2 separate regions of the Homo sapiens genome follow, and region 2 is linked to region 1. Evidence: chromatin loops called from intact Hi-C (ENCODE). Cell type or tissue: A673. All regions are shown on one strand.

What was found. Hi-C counts contacts between places; a loop is a spot of excess contacts. Peaks named below come from ENCODE experiments on the same cell type or tissue, not always from the same donor. Only the 100,000 strongest peaks of a DNase experiment are listed, where the experiment ranks them.
Region 2: it touches region 1 in a loop (5-fold over the local background); 27 of 110 quality-filtered maps call a loop at or near these places.

The regions. Positions count from the first base shown.
Region 1 is chr9:35,115,678-35,118,177 of GRCh38, forward strand. It overlaps ATOSB (atos homolog B), which reads right to left and starts at 185. Exons shown (of 9, transcript NM_025182.4): 1 at 128-185. RefSeq lists a silencer at 330-389. In A673, a CTCF peak has its summit at 1,320 (motif pointing right); DNase peaks (open chromatin) are centred at 484 and 1,334; H3K4me3 peaks cover 1,114 bases; H3K27ac peaks cover 259 bases.
Region 2 is chr9:35,602,788-35,605,287 of GRCh38, forward strand. It overlaps TESK1 (testis associated actin remodelling kinase 1), which reads left to right and starts at 2,475. Exons shown (of 10, transcript NM_006285.3): 1 at 2,475-2,500. RefSeq lists an enhancer at 1,711-1,820 and a silencer at 2,301-2,500. In A673, CTCF peaks have their summits at 1,272 (motif pointing right) and 1,480; DNase peaks (open chromatin) are centred at 1,394 and 2,434; H3K4me3 peaks cover 1,778 bases; H3K27ac peaks cover 1,625 bases.

The sequences.
Region 1 (2,500 bases):
CCCACACATTGAGTCCCCAACTGCTCCCGCGACTTCGTATCTTCCCTCAACACACAGCAGTCTCCAGATCGTCTGCAAAGCGCACCCCCATCCGCGTCCCTTCTTCCACGCTCACCCTGCCCCACACCTGTAGTTCCGTGGGTCCCGTTGCACTTGGGGACGTGGTAGTGGTTGGGGCAGTTACTGAGCAGCCCTAGCTGTAGCCTCCGCCTGCAAACCTCGCCCCTTCAGTCTGAGCCCCGCCCCCGCAACGCCCGGGCCCACCCTCTCCCTTGTCCCACCTTCCACCTTCTGTGGACTTGTCCCTTTCCTCGTTTAATTTCTCGAGCTCCTCCCCTGTAGCCCGGGCCCCGCCCCCTTCTGACCTCGCACCTCCTTCGCGTTTTCTTTGCATTTCCCCAGGATCCTCAGCTTTTCCCAGGCCCCACCCCCGATCCCCGCCTCCTCTCGGTCTCTCCGCCTTTCACCAGGACCCGCCCCCTCGGATTCCAGCCTGGCAGAAGTCGCGCCAAGACCCTTCCACCACGATCCCCCTCCCATCTCAGAGCCCCTCCTCCTTCCGCCCCTTCTCCCTCACGCCTCACCCGGGCGGTCGCACTCCAACCAGGATCCGCTGGCTCTGATTGGCGGTGGCGGCCCCAAAGGAGGAAGGAGGAGACAAAGTGATGGTCGCAGGTCGCCTGAGGTCCCACCCCGGCCACGTGCGGCTTCTGTGATGACAAGTCTAGAGGGGCGGGGCCTCGGCCGGCAGGCTGCTAGCCTGAGCGGAGCGGATCAGGGCAGAGGTGGGGAGATGGAGCCAGGGCCAAAGCCACCAGCCTGAGGGCTCTGAGCCGGGTTGGGGCTATCTCGCTGCTTTCGCACCGGTGTGAGCTGCCGCCGGAACTCTAACCTCTTTGTAGGGATGTCTGGGTGGGCGCGTGCATTTGCACTAATAGGGGAGGTCCGTAGGGATTGCAAGGTAGTGCAAGGAATCTCAGGGGTCTGTGAAAATGAGGGAATCTGGGCGGTGGGGTTCAGGTCTGCGAGGTTGAGCAGTTTCTGAAGCCTACGCTGTGCAGGCGGGTGTGGGTTCTGGGATGGGATGGACAGTAGGAGTCAGATCAGTACCTACTGAGGCAGGTCAGCGAGATCTGTGAATTTTACGAGATGAGTGTTGATATGGAGTTAGGAGGGCCTGCAATTGCTGGAGAAAAGTGAGGCCTTTCCCTTGTACAGGTGTCTAATGAACTGCATGACAGTTACATATGTTCTGCAGTTTAAGCGGCGCCCTCTCCAACCTCTCCCCAGGAGATACAATAAGGGAGGGCGACGCTTCCCAGACACCGGTAGATGGCAGCACAGGACACTTGCAGAACTGAGACAGCCCAGCTCAGCGCCGATCTGTGGCCTCTCCGAGGAGCGGACCGTTTGGGTCTGGATTTGATCAAGTTCTACAAAAGTCACATTCTTTTTTATTTTTTTTTGAGACGGCGTCTCGCTCTTTCGCCCAAACTGGAGTGCAGTGGTGCGATCTCGGCTCACTGCAACCTCCGCCTACTGGGTTCAAGCAATTCTCCTGCCTCAGCCTTCAGAGTAGCTGGGATTACAAGCGCGCGCCACCAGGCCGGGCTAATTTTCGTATTTTTGGTAGAGACAGGTTTCACCATGTTGGCCAGGCTGGTCTCAAATTCCTGACCTCAAGCGATCCGCCCGCCTCGGCTGCCCAAAGTGTTGGGATTACTGGCGTGAGCCACAGCACCCGGCCAAATCTCAGATTCTTTAGGCTCTGTGACTTTGTCAGTAGTTAACTTAAACTGGTTTACTCAACGTCAGTGGTGTGGAAGCGCAAAAAAAAGAAAGAAAAAAGTATTTTCTCTGGCCATAAGGAACTTATTATTTAGACAGTGATACAAATGCCTACATAATCCCAGAAGGGTAAACTAAGAAAGGTTTTGGGTAGTGGGAAAACCACAGAGTTTGAAGTCATCTAAACTTCTTCAACTTCAACTTCAAACTTCAACTTATGGGTTCAACTTATGAGTTTGTCTCATACCTTTGAGTATTTACTAGCTGTATAGATTTAGGTAAATTATTTGACTTTAAAAAATTAATTTTAGAACAATTTTAGATTTACAGAAAACTTGTAAAAATAGTGCAGAGAGTTTTCATATATACCCTACACCTAGTTTCTCCTATTATTAACATCTTTCCTTATATGGTTCATTTATTACAATTAATAAGCCAATATTGATACATTAACAATAACTAAAACCCACACTTTATTCTGATTTTCTTTTTGTTTTTTTGAGACGGAGTTGTCGCTCTTTCACCCAGGCTGGAGTGCAGTGGCAAGATCTCGGCTCACTGTAACCTCCACCTTCTGGTTTCAAGAGATTCTCCTGCCTCAGCCTCCCGAGTAGCTGGGATTACAGGCATGTGCCACCACGCCTGGCTAATTTTGTATTTTTAGTAGAGATAGGGTTTCTCCATGTTGGTCAGGCTGGTCTCGAACTCCCGA
Region 2 (2,500 bases), 490 kb after region 1:
TGGGGAAGAGGGCACGGGTATAGATGAAACAAGATTGGCCATGAATTGCTCATTGGAGAATCACTGACATAGAAGGGTAAATGAAAGTAGGTACTTTCACCTGGGCCAGGTCAAATATGGCAACAGTACAACTGAGGCAAAGGAAAGCCAATTTTGCACTATGGGTTTCCAACAAAATGGTCTTACTAATCCAAGGTAAATAAACATTCATTTTTCTATTCTGTGTGTGTGTGTTAAGACATTTTCCACCATACAAACAACAACAAAAGGTTTTTTTGAGACAGAGTCCCGCTCTTGTCGCCTAGACAGGAGTGTAATGGCGCGATCTTGGCTCACTGCAACCTCCGCCTCCCGGGTTCAAGCGATTCACCTGCCTCAGATTCCAGAGTAGCTGGAATTACAGGCGCTCGCCACATCAGGCTAATTTTTTTGTATTTTTAGTAGAGACGGGGTTTCACTACGTTGGCCAGGCTGGTCTCATCCTTTCCTGATTGAACCACAGTCACAGCCTCCTTCCTAATCAGTCTCCCGGCCTCCATACAACCACCGCAATCATCTTACAAAAAATAGGCACCTGGCTCTTTGGCTTGGCATTACCATCACCAACTACTACAGTAATTCTCAAACGTGATAAAGGGCCAGAACCCAGTGTCGGTTAAAAGATCTATGATATTAAACAAAATGAGGCATAAATTCCTAGTGTTTACAGATGTCATACAATAAAAAGCAAATTCACAAATTAGTTGTAGATGTTAACATTAATGTGATGAATGAGCGTGTGCTGAAGACCAAACGCCTCCAGAAAAAAGAACAGGATGCACGTGCCCCGTGCAATTCTGTGAGGTTGGCCTGCCTCCACCGGCTGTGGAAGGATTGCGAATGTCTCCCATTCCTCTCGCTCCAAACTTGTGCAATACCTTCCCTTGTACAGCGCACCAAGACAGCATCTGGCCTTCTCTTGACTCTAAGGCATCATGTATCATTTATGACCGTCTTTATTCTTTTCTCAGTAGCCCTCGACAAGCGAGTAGTATTTCTTGGCTCCAAGTCTCATAAACGTGTAACCAGACTCCATTGGAAGACGGTAACCCCACGCGATACGGACTGTGCTTGTATTAATTCTCTTTTAAGCTTACTACAGAAATATCAATACAGTACTTGAGAATTCCTGCAGGACTCAGCCTCGCTTCCTCGAGGAGCTCTCAGCCTGCCTCCGCACTCGAGACGGCAGCTTTCTCTCCCTCCGCCCACCGTTCCGCCGCTAGGTGGCAGGCGGCTCAACGACGCCCTTTTAAACCGTTTGCCCCGGAGTGGACCGCCGGGATCGCGTGTCACCACCCAACCCTAGCGATGATTGGCTATTTCGCCGAGGCCGGAGGAGGAACCAGCGGCAGAACCGGAAGCGTCTGGTACGGCGAGTGCACGGAGTCCTGAGACTGCGTGCGCACCCAGGCACCGCGCCGACTTAAAGAGGCCAGTTGCAGCCCCTCCTCCGGCCTTAGGGGGCAGACCGTGTTCCTACGTGGAGGGCGGAACCCTCACACTGAGGAGGGCTGGGTCACACTGAGGGGAGGAGTCACCTTGAGAGGAGGGGTCACAATGACTAGTGGATTTCCTCGGAGGTGGGGTCTCACTGCGTGGGAGGAACACAGAGCAAGGGGGTGCAGCACTGAGGGGTTCTGACACACTGACGGTGGCAGTGCCACACTGGGGAAAAGTGCCCCCGAAAGGGAGGTGTCTCACTGAGGAAGGGAGGGGTCTCCGAGGGACAGCGTTCTTTGAGGGGGGTGGGATCTTGCGGAAGGACGGGCTTCCCTGCAGGTGGAGGCTTCTCTCTTAGAGTCTTTTGGGCAAAGTAGTAAGAGGGAGGTCCCGGCTGGGTGGTCACAGGGCGGAGGACCTGGACTCTCTTCTTTATTGGGAGGCGGCAGGATGAAGTGAGGAGGAGTCGGGGCTAAGCTGGGTATGGGCCGGCCAAAGGCTTCCTATAGCCCCGGGGTATCACAACCTCCCGTGAAGGTAGAAGGTGTTAGGGAGGCCAGAGGTTCAAGGTGTCGGAGTCGAAGAGACCTGGGAAATGGGCAGGCTGGGCCGGGGCGCAGGCCAGGAAGGTGGACAGGTTGCTAGGCTACCTCTGATTGCGGCTGGGCCTGAGGGGCCTACCTTTCTGCCCCGTTGGTCCCTGGAGCCCAGGAATCCGGCAGGTTTCTGAGCCCGACCCTCAACGGACAGTAACCCAGGGAGGAGAGGGGACTCCCTGGGCAGCTAAGCTTCGCATGCGCACCATCAGCCCTTAATTCCCTCCCGTTATTCAAGCTCAGGCCGGAGCTTATTTGACCCGGGCGGCCCAGGGCATCGCGGCCGGAAAGCGGGGAGGCGGGGGTGCGCACCTGAGGGGGCGTGGCCGCTGCCGGGAGGCCGGGCTGGAAGGAGTTAAGCGGAGGCCCGGCCCAGCCCCGCCCCCGGCAGGCCGCGGAGCCTGATCCCCGGCGGCTAAGCG